2 separate regions of the Mus musculus genome follow, and region 1 is linked to region 2. A link is a loop called in an ENCODE intact Hi-C map of the cell type or tissue named here. Cell type or tissue: heart. All regions are shown on one strand. Links, peaks and the distances in the headings refer to the core of each region. The heading gives the core; the rest is flanking DNA.

Region 1 (8,987 bases), core at 1-8,000, 50 kb before region 2:
TAGCAAAAAAAAAAATAGTTACATATATCATCTGTCAATTAGTCTACCTTATTTCTATCGTTTGTTTGTCTATCATCTATCTATTGTTTGTCCATCATGTGCTTTAAGCAGTGGATACCGCTGTTAGGTTTTATTAGCAGGCAAGATAAACAGTTTGAAGCAAACCTGCCCTTTGCTGGTTTCCTGAGTTGTGCTCGACAGTTTGGGAATGGCCAGGGAAGATGGAGGGCAACACACCTCCAAGTGGTATGATTGGGTGTCTGGGTTTCTCTTCTTCTAGCAGAGAGAGCTAGAAGCCTGCAGGAACAGCGGCGGGGCTGCCTCTATTGTAAATGGGGGCCACACAGCCACAAAAAACGTGTCCTGCAGAAGGACCAAATTGAAGACAGTGAGAACGCAAGAATTGCCAGCCAATCAGGAACTGCTGTTTAGAATAGCGACTCTTGGGACCAATGGGGATGTGGGTGGAGGTTATTAAAGGACTTAGCAGCAGTGTGCAGCATTTCTCAGGCGCTCCTGGAGTCTGTATCAACGTTGACTCTGTGCCAACTCGCCCCCAACCCCCAAGAGCAGGTAGGGGCGGGCAGAGAGCTGTCCAGGGCACAGGCACCCAGCATTGTTGACGGACCACTTCATAGTTACAAATCTCCTTTAATGGGGGCTCAACTTTGCCTGTTGCTACAAGGACTGCGCTCATGGTTCGACCTCGTGGTGCGGCTGTTGTGTCCCTTCGGTGTTTTCTTTGGTGAGTTGGCCCTTTGATGTTTTATGTTGTGGGTCGCGTGAAGGTGAGCGCGTGGACCTCACTTCTGTCTTCTTTGTCTTTTCTGTCTGTCCATCCTGGTAATCGAGGTTTTGGTTTCGGTTTGGTTCGAGGGTGAGTGTGCAGCGAGCATGAGACAAGCGTCAGCGGCCATCTTCTCCTCTTTATTTGTCTTTGAGCGAGCGAGCGTGCTGCTGCAAGTTTGCTGCGGTCTTTTTTTGTTCTTCTTTGTCTTTGGGCGAGAGTGCCGCGATAAGCATAAGGCGGCCATCTTTTCTGTCTTCTTTGCCTATTCTCATTTTCACTTTTGGTCTGGATATGGGCTGGCCATCTGGGATCGGCTCCCGAACACCTTTTCAAGGGTCCCTCAACATCATTGACTCTGTGCCAACTCACCCCCAAACCCCAAGAGAAGGTAGGGTCAGGCAGAGAGCTGTCCAGTACACAGGCAACACTGAGAATCAAACATGGATCCAAGGCTTACACAGTCAGAAAGCAGAGGCAGATATAACTTGCAAGTTTAAGGACAGCCTGGTTGGTCTACATAGTTGGCTCCAGGCCAGCCAGAGATACAGTGAGATCCTGACTCAAAGAGCAAAACAAACAAAAACTCCATGCTGAGGGACTTGAGTCCTGGCTCAGTTGTGGAATTTACTTAAAACTTTTTATAGAGGATCTGGGTTCTATTCCCAGCACCCATATGTTAGCTCACAACCTTCTGCTTTTAACTTGGCAGGAATGGCCACCGAAAAGCCATGATGTACGGAAAGGTATAAACAATAATAGTAACAAGGCTGGGGTGTGGCTCGGGTGTAGATGAGCAATGGAAAAAATGTATACTAATAAGGTTTTCTAGGCTTGGTGGCACATGCCTTTAATCTCAGCACTCAGAGGAAGAGGCAGGCAGATCTTAAGTACTAGGCTATCCTGGTCTACATAGCAGTTTCCAGGCTAGTCAGGGCAACATAGTAAGAACCTGTTTTCATACATACATACATACATACTAAAAGCTTGCTTAGACTCTGGGGCAGGGGCATGCCACTTTACTTCTGGATGGTCAAACTGACTCAGAGGATGTGATTCTGAATTCAGGTGTGTTTCTAATAGCAGTTTCCGTTCTCAAGGGACTTGGCCAAAACATTCGGAAGTCTGTCTAACTGAACACCCTTACTGTTCTTAGGAATGGCTATGGTGACCACCATTTTTCTGTGAGAAGTAAGACAAATGTGAGCCAGGATCAGGAGTAAAGGCAGAGAGAACCCCAGAAGTTTCTTATCTGTGGCAATGAAGTATCAGCTTTTAAAAATGTTTCAATGCCATGTGTGTACTAGGGAGGCAGAGGCAGGATGCTTAGAAGTTCAGGACCAGCCTTGGCTACAGTGTAAATTTGAGCCTGCTTTGGATACATGAGGCCCAAACAAAACAAAAACAACAAAACAAAACAAAACAAAACAAAACAAAACACCCAAATCAAAACAGAACATTCTTAGGTAAAGAGTGAGTTGATTGAGGAATCTCTCCTAGTAGTTGGAGAAAAAGCAACCTCCCCTCTCCAAAGAATCCTAGAAATAGATATGTATTTAACTGACCTTTGAGATGGAGACAGACTTGTAAACATAAAACAGTGTATTAAATACAGTGGAATAAGTTCCGTGGGGAGGTGTGTCTGAGAGTGTGTAGGAAAGATGAAATAGGAACATACTTGAAGAAAGCATCACTATTACAATGTTAGTTATAAAGAATACCAGGGGCTACTGAAGTAGCAAGAGACCCAGGGCTGTCAACTGGCAGGCACTTAAGTCCCACCAGAGAGCAAAGACCAAGGCACTGAGCTATATGTTTTTAATGTGCATATGTATATAATAGCCGAATAGTAACTGGCCTTTTCTAAAAGTCACCTTTCAGTTAGACTGTTATTCTTCTCTCTCTATGCCAGAATGTAATATGTCTGCAATAAAGCATCTAATATGGTATTGGCGAGGTACATTCATAGCTCGAAGTGCAGGGAAGGTGGCCAGAGACTACGGGTGTTCTTAAACCGCAATTCAGTAAAGCTGTGATCCCAGGAGCATCCTCAGAGATGGGTTGAAAAAGTCCAAGGAAGGCAGCAGAGTCCTCAAAGATACACCCTGAAAGAACAAACACACAGGCACACTGAAAGCACTGGAGGGTGGTTGTGTATGAAGGGAGGAGACGCAAGTTTGTACGATTTCAGTTTTTATAGAATTAGTATACATTGCTTCTATAACTAGGAGATGGCTGGACATGGTAACCGAGGGGAAGGGTCCCTTTCCCTGAGCTAAGCATCATAAGCATAATAAGCATTTGTCCTGGAAGTGTAGGATGAAATAAGCCCTTTACTCCCTAAGTTGCTTTGATCACGATATTTCACCACAGCAATGATCCCTAACTAGGATACATGTCTGAAAAACAAATGACTATAAGCATATCATTTCAGTTTGACAGCTTCGGGGTGGGGGTTGATCACACTGACCCCACCCCAACTCTGTGTCCCACTATGCCAAATAGTTAGCATTTCAGAAGAAATGGGGAGATGTTCAGAGACCTACATAAATAGGCACATGAAGAAGTCCCAGCAAAATATATGTTCTTTAGTTCTTCAGTAAGAGAATTTTGCTTTCTCTATATTAAAATTGACTTAGCTTTTCCCCCTCCCAAGCAGGGCCTTTTCTTAGCCCAGGTTGGTTGGAGCTCATTCTGTAGCTCAAATTGGTTCCAAGCTCATGATCTTTTTGCCTCCAGTCTTCCAAGTGCTGGGATTATGTGTGCCACCATGCCCAACCAACTAGACAAATTTTTTATAGTCAATGCTCAAGAACTTTAACAATTTTGAATATAGAATATTGCTCTCATAAATTCTTAATGTTTTCAAATCAACCTATAAGCATATATGCTGCTGTGATTTTTTTTTTCCATGACTGTTTATTTAGGTCTCTGGAACATTTCTGCTTCCTTCTGGAATTCTTTACATTAGAGGCAAACCTACTTTGGTCTGGTGCACTTAGGCCCTTTGCTGATGGACTAATTCAGTCAGGCTAACGAAGAGACAAGCGGCTGCTGGCAAAAGGAAAGCTAATGAACGCTCAGAAGTGGGTCTAAAAATTCAGTGGGTGATCTTCTCCGGTTTGTGATCAATCAGGAGCCAGTATTCCTTCCTGGTGAGCTTTGAGGCAACAGGAGAATTCCTCATTCAGGCTCCTCTAAACTTGGTTTGACCTGAAGCCTCTGGTCAGCTGCCTTTGAACAGGAAATAGGTCGGGAGACACGGAGCCTTCATCAGCAGAGAGACAGATGGAAAACAGGTGCAGGAAGAAGCAGAGCTTATGGAGGGAAGGAGTAGGGCTTAAAAACACACAGAGTGCGCATCTGACACAGAGTTTCCTTTATGTCTTTAGATCACTGTGTCTTCCCCCACCAACCTTCCCTCTGACAAGATAAGAAATAATAATAGCAGCAGGATTTTCTGAAGCGATGACTCAGGCTTGTAACTGCCCGGCTTTCTTTTCAGTAGCTGCTTTATTGAGCCTTTAAGGAAGCAGTTCATTGGAATTTATCACTTGTTTTTTTTCCTCTTAAATCAGCGAGTGGTTCAGGTTATGAGACTTCCCTAGGTTTGTTCTATCTGCGTTGGCATTTCCACTGGAAATACGGAGTGTGGCCTTTTCTTGTTTGGGTGTCTAATCCCATTTTAAAGGCCCGTCACGCCCCTGCTGAGGGTCAGCACCCTGTGAATAGACGCCTCTGCACCTGCTCGCCTATTCTCTGTCCTTCTCCTCTGAGGAGAACGAGAGGATGTTCCGGATGGCAAACAATACCATGCTTCACTGGCTGTGGTGACAGAAAACCATTCTGGACCTGGGAATTGGGTAAACTTTAAAGGGCATGAGAAAATAAACACAAAAACAAGCAAGTCTGAAAAGGGCCGGTGGGCTGGTGCAAGAGCATTGCGTTTAAGGCTCCGGATACAAGGGGGATCACGCCCTTGAATTTCTTAGCTCAGGCACTGAAGAAAACTGCACAGAACATACGACATGCCTTCACCACAGGCGCCTCTAACATGAGTGGAGGCGTGAAAACAGCAGAGTCCTCCAAATGACCACAGTGGCTAGATATGGCTGCCTGATTCCCAGAGTAAAACTCCAGATTGTTGTACTTCCCAGATCTGAATAAGCAGTAATTGGATGGAGACAATCCGAACCGGTAAAAGACTTCACGTCCACACTGCCTGTTTTCTCCTGTTCTGTGGACATAGCTCGTGGCCCATGCTGATGCTTGCCTGTAACCCCTGATCATGGAGAGTAGAGAATTTCACAGGCAGATTTGAACCCGTGACTTGTCACATGAGCCAAACTCATGACCAAAGTGATAAAAACATAAAGTTCAGGGCCCAACTGTTTTACCTCATGCCCATCACAAAATCCCCCGTGTCTTATGCAGCCACATCAATACCTTCACCATCTTTCCTAAAATCACGCTGTTTTTCATTTTTCCTAATGAAGTACAATTCCCTCAGATTGTAACACAAGCGTATACTAGCTTTCACTTCGCATTCCACCAGTTACTGTGTGGGGGAGGGGTGCACACGCCACAGCACATGAGTCAAGGTCAGAGGACGTCTTTGTGGAGTCAGCTCTCACCTTCTGTCTGGATACAGGTTTGAACTCAGGTTGCCCAGCTGGAGCAGGAAGTGTCTCCCTCCTGAGCTATCTTTCCAGCCCCTATCTTTCACTTTGTGTCAGGCTCCAAAATCCAGGCAAGGTGCAGCTGATCAGAATCTCTTTCTTCCCTCTTAATCTTAGCTCTTGATCCTGTGTGCTTGCCTGACACTTTCATTTCCGCATGTCCCATATGTTGTCAGAGAAGCCTTCCTGGGAGAGAACATGACACACTCTGCTTTCAGTACCTCCTATCCCAAAGCTACATAGACTGTGGCAGGACATTGAGCATGGCCCCGGGCGCTTTGAAAATGTGAGTGACTGCATTTGACCAGAAGACACGTTGTCAAGGCAACCTGTGACAAAGCATCCTCGTGGAGCATGGCTGGGTACAGCAGGCAGGATCAGAGGGGTTAGTGAGCTCTGGCTCGCGGCTGGACTATGACTGTGAGTTCCAGATTTTTGTCCTTCAGGTTTCAAGAGTCAAATGAAACTGGGCAGGGTAGAGATATTATCCAGAAAATCTTGCTTCCTGGAAATGCGCGGGGCAGTTTGGGTGGGGTAGCTGGGTGGAGATTCCTCAGAGAAACTGGTTAGAAGACCAGAGCTGTGATCTAGGTCTTGATTACAGTGAAGTAATGAGAAGAGGGTGGTAACGTTGAGATACTGCAAAGGAAGGGCTCACAGGATCTGGAACCAACTGACTAGCTACCAGACAGGATCAACAAATCCCCTCTGATTCCAAACTGGGAGTCTGTGAGAAGCTGGAGTAGATAGATGGCCTCAAATGTACGTGGAAGGCTTAGGTTCATTATGTTGAAAACATCCCACTGTGTGCATAAGGGTAGGGGTATTGGCGTATCTTTGAAGCTATAACAGTGCTGGCTTGGGTATGATAAGGCTGCAAGATGGTGTTGGTTCGGGTAGTTTTTGCATTTATGAACTAGGAAAAACGAGAAGGCTTGGAGGGAAAGGAAGGCAGGGTCCCAGGGATGGCTGCCTCTGAGGTGAGGGTAGGGTGAGAGAAGAGAGGAGGGCAGAAGTGAAGACAAAAAGAAGAGTTTACAATCATCATGAGGCAAATAAGGCAGGCAGGCAGGCAGGCAGGCAGGCAGGCAGACTGCTTGGGGTGGAGGACCGATGTTTGAAGGCTTGAGGAAAGATGTCACAGCACAGGTGACGAGAAAATGGCTTTGCAAAGGTGGCGGCAGCAGTCTAAAATGTCACCAGTGCTTATGTGATAAAGAAAATAGAGTGTGTGCGCTGGGGGCTGTGCATGATGTCATAGGCCCAGGGAGAACGCTCGAGGTGCAGAGGACACCTGGAGCTGGGACAGGAGAAGGGAGGGGACTTGGGGATGAGTCACAGGGAGGACTCTGATGGAAGAAACACCTGGACTGAGTTCAGAAAGGCCATGAGGCTGTGGCCAGAGGGGCCAGTCACAAGGCAGAGCATTTCCTGCGTCCCAGTCTGACTGGGTTTTGTTCTGCAATCTCTGCAGGTGCATGCAGACGGTTGCGGCTGTGTTGGCAGGCTCATCCTGCTGATAGCCCCTTGCTCGACTTCCAGACCCAACTGCATTGAATGCCTCTGACACAAAATAAGCAACTGATAAGCGAGGAAGGGAGGGTGCAGAGGGTTAGCTCTAGACAGGAGACGAGATTGTTCTACCAGGTAGGAAGAGAGGGGAGACGCTGAGTCATCAAAGGAAGGTTCCCCTTTTGCAAGATAATTTCCATCAATTTAGGGACGTGGCGGTATCTGAGAGCTTTCCCCAGACAGGGCAGTGGCAGGGCCTGGGGAACACTGGTGTTTTCTGTGAGTCAGCTTGCCCACTAGACACTTTACCATGCTCCCTGAGAGCTTACCGCAGCACCAGGTGCCATTGCTATTTTGACCAAAATAGATGTGCACATGGAAGACCATAGTACAAATCCAGGTCTCGTGATGCAAAACCCATCCAATCTCCAGTGGCCCACGGAGGGAGCAGTTGTTGGGCTCAGAGAGAGAGGAACACATTGAGTGGAGTCAAGGGTCTAGTCAGGGTGAGTGAACTTGAACTTGGCTAATGTACAGGCAGTAGGCTCCCATGACTTCTAGAAGCCAAGAATTAGAGAATGCCAAGGCTGTGGAAATCTAGGCTCTGTTTCAGCTTAGAGAGGTGAGAAGTTTGAGGAGGAAGGATGTAACCAAGGAGGGTGTTGAGGGCCAATTCAGTAACTGCTTCAGGAGGCTAGATTTAGTCTCCCAGGAGAGTTTGTGGGTGCTCAAATGTTTCCCTGCCTCACAGATCATCCAGAACGGAGCCAACTCCACCAGGTTGGCCTTTCTCTGCGGGCGGCTTCTCTGGGTTTGTGGAGAAACGTGACTGAGGTTTTCCAAGAGGCCCACATTACGCCTTTCCTCAGCCTTCAGATAAATTCCCTATCACTCAACACCTGTGCTGTCAATTGTGTTTTGAAGGAAATCCTTTTTCTTACTCTATGTGTGTGTGTGTGTGTGTGTGTGTATGATGTTTGTATCCCAGTACTTTCTTCGGGAAAATGTTCGAAACTTCAAAGACTGTCTTCCTGTCTTCCCATAAACACCAGAGGGGCCAAGCCAAACTGCTGACCACTGTGAAGTAATCCTTTCTGAGAAGCACAATGAAGTGTGCCACAGTTGCCGAGAACACAGTTGTGGGGAGCTTCACTATGTGTGCGTGCTCAAGGCACAAAAGCTCGAGGGAGCGGCTCTAGGGAGGCTGCTCTGTCTGTCTGGTGTGACTCTTACATACGGTGGCTTCTTCCTGTCCTAGATGTCTCATTCACAGACAACTCAGAGAAGCTCAGATTCTGTTTTGGAATGAAAGTAAAATCCAGATTCTACAGGTCTGTTTTTCCAGGCGTGCTCCATGTATCAGTCAAACAAACAAACAGTGTTCTGAAGGTTTGGGTTTTTGTTTTGTTTTGCAAAATTTTGTAATTCTCAAATGTGATCTTGGCAGATGGCGATATCTTGTGATATCAAAAGCTCAGAGACACAGAAGAGGCATAACTAATCAAACTGACCTACAAGGATAACCTCTCTAGGCCTTTAAAAGCTAGAGTGTACATTCTTGCTGTTAGTTCAGCCAGCAGCACTAAAGATACAGTTTATTCTCATCTAAGGACTTAATTGTTCATAGTAGCACAGATCAGTTAATATGCACAGCACACTCATCTTCAGTGGACATTTGAATGCTGAGTTCCCACAGCAGAATATCATATCTGGCATCCATCAGGAACTGTTATCTAGGTAAAAATTTACAATGCGTACAAACAAATCAGTCCATCTGTCCCCAGACAGAAAAGCATCGCTCACCTTCAAGATCTAAAGATCCTTTTGTTTGTTCTTTGCTTGCCTTAGGTTTTCCCTTTCTGGAAGAATAAGCTGAAACAGAATCTCACAACAAAATCTCTCCCCATCTGTATGCCTGGGTGTGCACCTGTGTGTGTGGCCATGCTCCTACAAGCATCAGCTCTCATATTTTGACATGGCTAACACCTTCTTCTTTGCCTGGGTCATGG
Region 2 (10,445 bases), core at 1,424-9,423:
TACGGGGACTGCAGGGGCTGCGGGGGCTACGGGGACTGCAGGGGCTGCGGGGGCAGCGTGAGCTCACTGATTTTGTACTCCTGACTCATTCTTAGGGTAGTCTGGCATCCACTTGCTGTGCCCCCACAGCCTTCCTTTGTGACCCCATGGCCATGGAGCAAACCTGAGGGGACTCTAAGTCTCTCTTCTGGGCCCAGCTACTGCACTTCATTAGTGAGCATCCTGAGTCCTGTGGTAACAATTTGTAAAAGTCCTTTGAGGTGAAAGGCAAATCATAAATATTAATTATAGCCATTGTTTTGATGAAAGGAGGATTACTGGAGGCACAGGAACCTCTAAATCTACCTATTAAACTACGTTCCACCTCTCAAGTTCTTGAAGGAGGGGGTTAAATTATATTAGAGCGAAGTCTCTGGGATTCCGCTGTGGTCGAAGTCTAATGAAAGGCCCACTTATCGCATGACCTGTGTAGAGACACCTCCCAAAGCTTTCAGAGGCCTTTTCCTGAGAGAGAGAGAGAGAGAGAGAGAGAGAGAGAGAGAGAGAGAGAGAGAGAGAGAGAGAGAGAGAGAAATTCAACAAAGGAACTCCAAGCCCTTAGTGTGTTTCATCAGGCCTGCAGCAAGAGCCAGCTCATTGGCACAAAGCTCCAGCCTCTAGTGTTAAAACAAATCCCAGCTCCAGGTTGAAATTTTTAAGGAGTGTAAACCACACTTAACAGCTTTTGAAGTAGTTGTGAAACTGAGTAGAAAACTTAAATAAACATTTTTTTTTCATATTTTATACGTGTTGCTATGGAGAAAAATAATGAGAGAGTTACCAGTGACTTCATCTGGATCAAAAATGTTTTTTTAAAGTCCGGCTTCTTTGGTTGTAACTAAGCTGGTGGAAGGTGATAGTTACTAACTGTCCCTATGAAATGCTATTTGCTCAAGTCCCAGGGCTGAGAAAGAATAGAAAGACCAGCTGCCATGCTAAAGGAAACTTATTTAGAAAGGTGAACAGGTAGGGATCATGTTTTAGTTGGAATATGGGCCTGTCTAAAACTACCAGACCAATGGCTCGAGGTTTGGTTTTGTTTTTTAATGTAATTTTCACATAACAGCAATACATACATATATATAAAATAGCCATAGTTTTGGTGAAAGGAGGACTACAGGAGGCACAGGAACCTCTAAATCTACCTATTAAACTACGTTCCACCTCTCAAGTTCTTGAAGGAGGAGGGGGTTAAATTATATTAGAGCGAAGTCTCTGGGATTCCTCTGTGGTCAAGGAATGAATATGTGTGTGTGTGTGTGTGTGTGTGTGTATGTGTGGTTTAGAAACAAGTTATTGTGTTGTTTAGAAACAGGGTCCAGGCTAGCCTTGAACTCCTGTCGTAGCCCTGAACTTGGAATCCTTCTGCATTCCCCTTTTGAGTTCTGGGATTCAGGCCTGCCCCTGGACCCTGCCCACAGACAATGATTTCATATTTCTAACGCATAGAACAGCAATCATCATTAACACTGTATTGTCTCTATCCATTTATTCATTCACTAATCCATCTATTCACATATATTTTTAAAATTTTATTTATTTTATGTATGTGAGTACACCGTGGCTGTCTTCAGACACACCAGAAGAGGGCATCAGATCTCATTATAGATGGCTGTGAGCCACCATGGGAGTTGCTGGGGATTGAACTCAGGACCTCTGGAAGAGTAGCCAGTGTTCTTAACCAGTGAGCCATCTCTCCAGCCCACACTTATTCATATTTTTAGTAAGTTACTTAATATAATATCTACTATTTTATAACTGCATATTGTCACTTAACATGCATGGATCATCTCATCTATCTCAGGCTAGCCTGGGACTTGCTATGTGGCTTAAGATAGCCTATAGCTTTAAGGAGTGCTGGGGACTCAGACCATGTATTTGTGCATGTTGGGCAAGCACCCTACCAAGTGAGCTATTTCTCTAGCCCATAAACCTCTTTTTAAAAAGCCTATATCATCATCACTTTTCTACAACTTCCACTCCATCTAGAAGCACATTCCCTGCATATAGTCTCCTCTTTGGGCTTGCTAATTTCAGCTAATACTTTATCAGATCATCAAAATCCAATCCATTTGCAAGTTCTCAATGGTCTAATTTGTATTCACTTGCTAAAATCGCTGGAAGATTTCTACTTGGAATAGATAGATGTACCAAGTAGTAAGGTTTTCTAAATGAAATCGTTTTATCTCTTACAAGTCATTCACCCACATGTGCTGCCTGCAGCCCACTGTAAGCTATGTGGGTGCAGAAGTGGAAAGGAGACCTTCTGAGGTTCATGTCTGGTGCCTGTGAATTAACTCACAAGAGAACAGTTGTGTTCTACATTCACACAAGTAAGCTCCAAGAAAAGTGAAAATCCCACTGGTAATTTGGAAAGGCAGCATGTTGGCTTTGTCTCAGAACCGTGATGGGATGGAGGACGATTCCATCCTAGATGGGTAGAAGTAGGGGTTGGTTTTAGAAAAAGTATGCCAAGTTTGTACATGGGAAGAAGAGTCATAGGGCTTAAAAGAGAGGATGTCCAAAAGTTAGAAAAAGAAGATGCAAATCTTGGAGGTGGTTTTATCACAGGGTGTGGCATATAGACTATCAGAAGCACATGGAAGAGAACAGTGGGCCCAGAGCCAGTAAAAAGAAACTGGGGATCAAGGGACAGTTCTGATGACAGACCCTAAGCTCTGGGTCTGTCACAATGGAAGAGTGGCTCGAAGTCAGGAGGGTGCCAGGAAGGGCATGGCTGCAAACAGACCTGAGATAAAAGCATAGAGTCAAAACTGAGGGTCTGTGGGAAGCAGATGTAAGGGTACGCATGAAAGGTGAGCTCGCAGGATGGCTAACATCTGGATTTGCAACCATCCATGTCAGGCTCAGTGTACCCAGGGTCAGTGATGGCTAGCTGGACAGTCATGCAAAAAACAAGGCTGCTCCCGCACAGGTGATCCCAGGGCTGTAAATATGTGGTCTCTGTTACTGAGGTGAGCAGACCAGACAGTTCTGAGGGAGAGAGCTGAGCCAGGGAGGCTGGTCACTGGCTTCCTGGGAACTCTTGCTCATTCCTGCTTCTGACCACGGGGGTTCGTTCCATCAAACAGAAACAGAGCACTTCATTATGTCCAAGAGGAACCGAGGAGGTGTTCCAAGATGTTTGTGTCAAAGCTGAACTCTTTGCTGCTGCTTTCTTGCTCCTGATAGAAGATCTCTATGGAATTTTAGTACAACGTCCCTGAAGCTCATTAGCAGAAGGTCTGGAGGTTTGAACATATTCAGTCCATCAAACCAATGAATAACTCTGACTTACATAATTTAACTATCTTGATTGATCACAATAGCTACAACTTCCTTCAGTGTCTCATCAAATATTATGAGGATTCAACCACTAGCTAAGACCGATGATGGTCTGTCTGGTGGGCATAAAAAAAATGAGGAGCCTAAATCAGGATGGATGTTCTAGGAGTTAAGGTATATTAGGCTGTTAGATTCAAGTTTCAAGACTATGATTCAAGTTTCATTTGTTTGTTTGCTTGTGTGTTTGACACAGGGTCTCAGTACAAAGCTCACACTGGCCTTGAACTCATGATATCCTCCCTCAGCTTCCTGAGGGCTAGAGTCATAGACCTGTGTACCACCACATCTGGCTCTCCAATGTATCATTGTTACTGTAACATTTTCTTTATGCATTTAACTTCTGATTCTCAGCCATACTACAGGAAGGTAGGGCTGTTCCTATTACTGTTTAACAAATGAGAAATTTGACTCTCAAGTCACTAGCTAGGCATTGTGGTACACATGCCTGCAAGCCCAGCATTTGAGTGTCTAAGACAGGAGGATAGTGAGACCCCTGGGCTTATATACTCAATTCCAGGCCTTCCCAGGCTACTTAGTGAAACACAGCCTAAAATTAAATACCACCCCAAACACACACACACACACCCTCACACACACACACACACACACACACACACACACACACACACACACACACACACCCCTTACCAATCCAAAGTCACCAAAGTAGTAAATGACTCAACCAGACCTATATCCTATATCAATTGTGTGTCTGTCTGACTCCAGGTTCCCTGATTTGTCACTTGTGTCATATTTATGTACTGGGGTATGGCATTAACATGGAGAGTGAGTAAAGCCCTCTTCCTGTCTTTAATGATTGTATATTCCAATGCAGGAGGCAGACAAGTCAATGCCACTACAATCAGTCAAGTAGAGGTCTCTGGAGTTCTTCACATGTCCCATGAGAGTACAGGGGTCACATCTGGTGAACTCAGGGCTTCCAGCTAGAGAGAACAATCTCAGCTCAGACCAGCTTGGTGGCCCAAGATTTCTGTGCCATCTTTATGGTATTCTGTTTTTGGAGGGAGGTTTGGAATGAGGATGATTCTAAATGTTGAAAAAGAATGGCTAGTACTATAAGAGTGTTCCAGAAGCTCCGCCTGGCTCAGGGTGTGGTGTGAAGTTAGGCATTACTTTTGAAAGGCTGTGGTGAACCTGCATCTGGTTTCCTAAGCAACTTACCAGTGGCCTGTGTGGAAGATGGGGATGTGGGAGCAGCTTTGGTCAAAATCAGTTCTACCTTTTTTGGGGGGGGTGTTCTTGTCCCTAGGAGACTACATTTTTTTCTGGCATTTAATCATTTTCATCATGTTGAAGAGACTTTTATCATTTTTTAATAATTCATTTTATGTGCATGGATGCTTTGCCTTTATGTAGGTCCCTGTGCCACCTGCACATGCCTGGTGGCCATAGAGTCATAAGAGGGAGCCAGATCCCCTGAAGCTGGAGTTACAGTTTCCAGCTTCCATGTGGGTGATACGACTCGACCTGGGTCCTCTAGAACAGCAGCCAGTGCTCTTAACTGCACATCCTCTCTGGCCCCCCAAAGAGCCTTTTAATTTCTTTGCCTTGGCTATGGAATCTTGTCAGTATGAGATACCATGCATGGTGACACTAAATTCAGAGAGTCTATGGGTTCTGACTCTTTCTTACAGGAAGAAATTGGCTTTTCCAGACCTGGTAGCCTGGTCTATCTCAGACATCTTCCTGTTCAAAAGTCTTTTCTTTGAGTTGGGGCTTCGTCACCCCATCTTTCTCCAGGTTACTACGCTTAAAGAAGAGATTGTGTTATTTGGCTGTAATATTAGTCCATTAGGAGTCACAGCTAAATAAAAGGATCACTACTAAGGAGACCAGAGTTGAAGGGAGAGGAGCGTGTGGTGAAGGGAAAAACTGGGCAAGAGAAAGCTTGAGTCTCCATGAAGAACTTCATGAAAATAACCAAGAGTGAGGTTTTGGCTAAGGCTCTTCCAGCAAGAATTCTGTATACTGCGTGCTGAGGAAGATGCTACAGTTACGGTAAATGACCATACAGCCTGTCTGGCAGCTGTCTCCAGTGCTGCACTCCCCTTCAAAGCTTATTTAATTATGAAACATGAAATATAGGGTGTTTAGAGTACAGCTTTTAAAATTTCTATTTATTATTATTAGTACTGTGTGTGTGTGTATGACATGTGGACTTGAGTGTCCATGTGTTGAGGCCAGATGACAACTTTGTGAAGCTGGTTTCTCCTCTACCTTTAAGGTGTGTTCCAGAGATGAAACTCAGGGCCTCTTACTTGTGTGGCAAGTGCTTTTATAGGCTGAGCCATCTCATTGGCCCTAGTTTTCTTTAACACACACACACACACACACACACACACACACGCACGCACGCACGCACGCACGCACGCACGCACGCACGCACCTGATAGATCATGGTGATGCATACTTCTAATCCCAGCACTCAGGAAGCAGAGGCAGGCAGATCTCTGGGAGACGGGGAAGCTGGGACCACTTAGAAACAGGGTCAAGAAAAAAAATTGAAAAACAAATCCCCCTATTCTATTATATATATATATATATGTATACATGTTGGAGTATGATGGAAATTATGAAGCGTTGGTGCCTGGGTTCCAGCCCTGAATCCCCTGTATGAACAAAGACCCAGAAATCTGCATTTGGGGATGGTGCTGGAGACTGAATGCAGAGCCTCGGGCATGCCTGACAGGAGCTGTACCCTGCAGCTGTGCTCCGGCTCAGGCATCTGCAGTTTCACAGAAGCTTCTGATGCAGATCCCGAGGCAGAACAGAGAACAGCAGCTGTAGAACATACAGGGATCTGAAACACCCACCTTCAACCCAGACTCTCACTACATAGTTCCCATGCTGCTTTAAGGCAATAGTGACTTTGCTGCGGGCAATTTCTGGTTGATTGTGGATCAGCCTGAAGGAGCAGAGTCCAGGATCTCACTCTCAGACGTACAGTCGGAACTGGGGAGTCCAAATGTGTACACACGGTCTTCTGCAAGGAATACTGCTCTGTTGGGCTGTCTTAACTGTATTCCTTTCCCGACTCAGTTCTTGGTTGCGCTGGTTCAAAGTGTAAGTCTATGTTAGGACAGACAAAAGGCGAGAAGCGGAGAGAGATTTTGCTGGGGGTGGGTTTGTCTGAAGGGTTCTGTTTGTGGAGTACTTTTTAAAACTCCTGCATCGCTTCCAGATCACCCCTGACTTCCTTTACCGCTTAGACATTCTTAGGGAATTCTTCCTGGGCCAGCCACATCTGCTTCCAGTTCCTGGGCTGGTCAGCTGTGCCTGCAGAAGGTTGTCTGCCTCTCAGACTGCAGGCGGGAACCCAGCTCTTCGCTCCCACCGCTTTCGGGCAGGTAGAGAGAGAAAGCTCATAGCTCAGGTTTTGTTACCAAGCAACGGGGTTCCATTTGCCAATTGCCACCATTTCCTTCGCATAGTATTACAGGCCTTATTTTTAACATTTAGTTCAGAGAAATTGCCGTCATTATGCGCAGTAACTTCCTTTGGAGGTTACTCATTAACCTTAGGTATTTTACTGTGTAATTATAACTGCCAATGCCCCAGGCTTGGAAAACCTTTGAACTCCTTAAGGTATTAGGGGGACGGCAGAAAGGATATTATCTGACTTTTCTTCCTTTTCCAGTTAGGTTAATTTCGGAGGTGCCTGTGTCCCCTCCTCGTTCTCCCTCCCTCCAAGGGGAAGCCCTTCCAGTGTTTTCTTCCTCCTTTCTGGTCTCAGACTCTGAACTAAACCTGTTAGCGTCCAATTTCTTTGATACTGGGCCACAGTAAAACTGTTTCCCCTTTGTTTTATAAGGTCTGGGGGGGAAGAGGGGCGGGAGGAGACTGAGAAGTCCCAGTGGCTGGGAAGTGACTGGCAGGCACCCTTCGGCCTCCCGGGGCTCTGTGATGCCCCCCTACACAATGACTGGAATTAGATATCGCGTACAGCCTTCTTTTGACACAACGGAAGGCCTCCTCTCGGCTTTCTGCAAGCAGCTTTTCACTCCCAGGCTCCGCGGGAGCCAGGTGCATAGCCTCATAATGCGCCTATTATACAGCCAGGCTCAGTCGCCATGGCTCACACAATGACCCTTCTGATCTGGCCACAACAGCAGGGATGGGTGCCAAGGCTTCGGTCCCCACCCACAGCAGATTTAGGTATGCACTTCGGGTGTATTTGCAGCCCCTCTTTACTACCCCCGAAAGGAGAGTTGAATGCATCCCCGTGAAACTCCCCCCCCCCCCCGCCCCAACTCTGTTTCAAGACAAACAAGAGTAATTGGGGCACATCACCTGCGCGCGCAGCTCCAGGTCTTTCTGGCCTCCGCCCAGACATTCCAGGTAACTCGAGGAGGGCTGGGCGGCCACGTGACTGTGTTGGCTAGGGCGCACCTTGCTCCAGCAGGGACAGGTGAGCTCTGCACCCTGGTGGGAGCATGCATTTTGCAAACTCAGGTCTGCACCGCCCCACTGCTGCTTTGATCGGGACAAATGAAAGGCTGGACTGGCATTTCGGCTTCACGGAGCTGAACCGCAGCATTCCAGCAGGTACTGCAAGTCTCACGGAGGCCAGAGCGCCACGCTGCCCGCTCCCTCCACCCCCCAAAACGAGCATCCTTCATCTTCCGAATGGGAGGGGGCAGCGAGGGACATTTTGCTTTACTTCAAAAGGCTCGAGGACTTGCAGCTTTTTCTTCCCCACATAAAGGGCTGGTGGAGGTTTCTCTGACGGTAGGAACATGTTGTCACACGTGACCTAAACAGCTCAGCTGCTCCAGCGCCTATTAGTCAACCAGCCAACACCTAAAGAACCTGGTGTTCACTCAGCTTAGGAGAAGGCTGGCAGGCACAGGCTCTGCCAGCCCAGTGTTTATGGGTTAGCTAAGGGTTGAGGAGAGACCTGTGAAGAAGGGAAACAGATACCATCTGTGAGCGCTGCCTAGTGCCAGCACTGTGATACCCTCTCTCATTCCTTCTGACACTCTGTCAGGTAGGTCTTGGTTATGACCTCCACTCCAGGCATTTTAGAGAGGTCATTTGCCGAAGCTCTCAGTGTGGGCATCAGGCTGTGGAGGTCACAAATGTTGGAGTCACGGGGCCCTCTCCTACCCACATCAGTTTGTCCTAGTTCGCTCTCTGGAAGATAGAGACCTTGTCTGGGGTCATGGTCCAGAACATTCTTTTCCCATTTCACTGCTGAGCTGGGATGACAGATCATTCTTTAGTCAGGGTGCCCCTGCCCCCACTTCTGTTTCTTTTGCTTTGGCTGTGCTGGGGAGACACATCCCAGTGAATGTCTTCTTGGGCAGCAGGTGATCTTGTCTTGCCCTCTCTGGTTTTATTTCAGAGGTGGAGAGTAGAGACCTCACTCAAATCTGGGAAGTCTACAAAGCCAACCTTCACCAGATGATCTCCTAAATCCCTTCCTCCAATGTCAATGACAGACACCCAGTGCAGCCACTTTCCTGAAAGATAGTCATGTACAGCCCATGTCTCCCTGACACCCTAAGTAGAGCTGGTCTACTATCCAGGCATCTATAACTCAACTTGCCACATCTGGTCATTCAACTCCTGCACCATACCTCAAGAGCCTGACAGGATGTGGTTTCTCAAGTAGGCCAACGTCTTGATGCCTTTTAATAGTGTGGAGCCCGAGCCAATAGGGTTTTATGAGTATCACAGGGAGTCACATCCTTTGACCTGGTATATAATCTGACTTCTCTGGATCCTGGGCTAATTACGGCAGTTCCTCTGAGCATGGATGAATAGGAAACCTTCTGATGTTTGAAAACTAAGCCCATCCATCATATTTGTTCTCTATGTTGTGTCTTTAGCCAGCCTAGTTGGTGGGGACTGAGACCTCCTGGACATTGCAGCTTAGACTCAGTCCCTCTTGGTTGACAGTTCAGCGCTTGGAGGCTGAGGGTTTCATCTTTTTGTTCACTGAGCACCTCTGATTATGTGGTAAATTGGAGAAAGAACAGGAATCTGTGCTCACCAGCCTCATCCCACCACGGCCACGGCCACCCCTGTAAGCCCCAGTTACCTCATCTTGAAGGAAACAAACTAAAACGTGGCTTTAAAATCAGAGCAACTCTTGCATGTTATTGTATGATTTTGTTTGGATTCAGGTGCTCTGGCTTGCTGGGACTTTTGTGCAAGGTATTAGGTTGAAATCAAAAGGGAAGGATGCAGGACAAACCCGTTTCTGCAGAGCAGATGGCTGGGCTGCAGAGAGGCTACTGAGACCCATTCCTGCTTAGCCCCAGGAACTGGCCGGTTGCTCCTGGGAAGTACCCAGGAAGGATCGGAGAAATCTGCAAATGAAGTTTAGCTCCAGACACTGGTTGCCATAGCTGTTGGATCAGATCAAGAAAACGTTGCTTCATTAGAATTTGAGAGCCAAAAATCAATGGTTTTGGGAAGCAGATTCACTTGCAGCTATGAATAATAAAGACTGATGATACAGAAATGTAAGTCCTCACATAAGACTCCCAGGAAGGGCTACTCAGAGCAGGTGCTCAAGCTCCAGGCATGCTCAGGGACCCAGGCTGCTTCCAGGCTTTGGCTCTCGTGTCCCAAAGCATCAAGTTCATTCTCATAGTTGCCTTGGGGTCCAAGGTGGCTGCCAGACTCCGTCCACTGCACTTGCATTGCAGGCTCAGCAAAGTCAGAAGAAGGAACAGCAAGAGGGATGTGCAGCCCAGCTGGGCCAGTCTTCCCAGCAGTCCCTTGTGAGTTACACCATTGGCCAGGACTCAGCACGATACAGTCTCTGTTCTGGGCAGTGTACTGGGAATCTGGAAGAGTTTTCTTTAAAGAGAACATGGCTAGAGATTGACAGGTAGTGAGGGTCTCTGTGTTAGGCATGGTCCTTAGAACTCTGGACTGGATTCATTTATTTGGTAGCAATGAGTGAAGCACTGGGGGCTGGATGGAGGGAATGAAGACTTGGACTGCAGGGACCATGGCTGGAAGGGAAGAGTCTGACAAGGTTTGCTAGCTGAATTGAGAAATCGGGAACAGTGCCAAAGGTAGATGGT

What was found. Peaks named below come from ENCODE experiments on the same cell type or tissue, not always from the same donor. Only the 100,000 strongest peaks of a DNase experiment are listed, where the experiment ranks them.
Region 1: a loop joins it to region 2, with 1.8 times the contacts of the local background. A loop is called at or near these places in 1 of 42 quality-filtered maps.

Annotation. Positions count from the first base shown.
Region 1 is chr3:37,668,322-37,677,308 of GRCm38, forward strand. No RefSeq gene overlaps it. Among named protein-coding and RNA genes, the nearest start is that of Gm46799, 16 kb to the left of the region's middle. In heart, for the core only: no CTCF peak of the experiment used is centred there; no DNase peak of the experiment used is centred there; H3K27me3 peaks cover 2,253 bases.
Region 2 is chr3:37,716,508-37,726,952 of GRCm38, forward strand. Gm5148 (predicted gene 5148) reads right to left here and starts at 7,853. Exons shown (of 3, transcript NM_198657.2): 1 at 7,696-7,853. Gm36620 (a long non-coding RNA gene) reads left to right here and starts at 7,653. Exons shown (of 3, transcript XR_880784.3): 1 at 7,653-8,392. In heart, for the core only: no CTCF peak of the experiment used is centred there; no DNase peak of the experiment used is centred there; H3K4me3 peaks cover 2,262 bases; H3K27ac peaks cover 1,269 bases; H3K27me3 peaks cover 3,044 bases.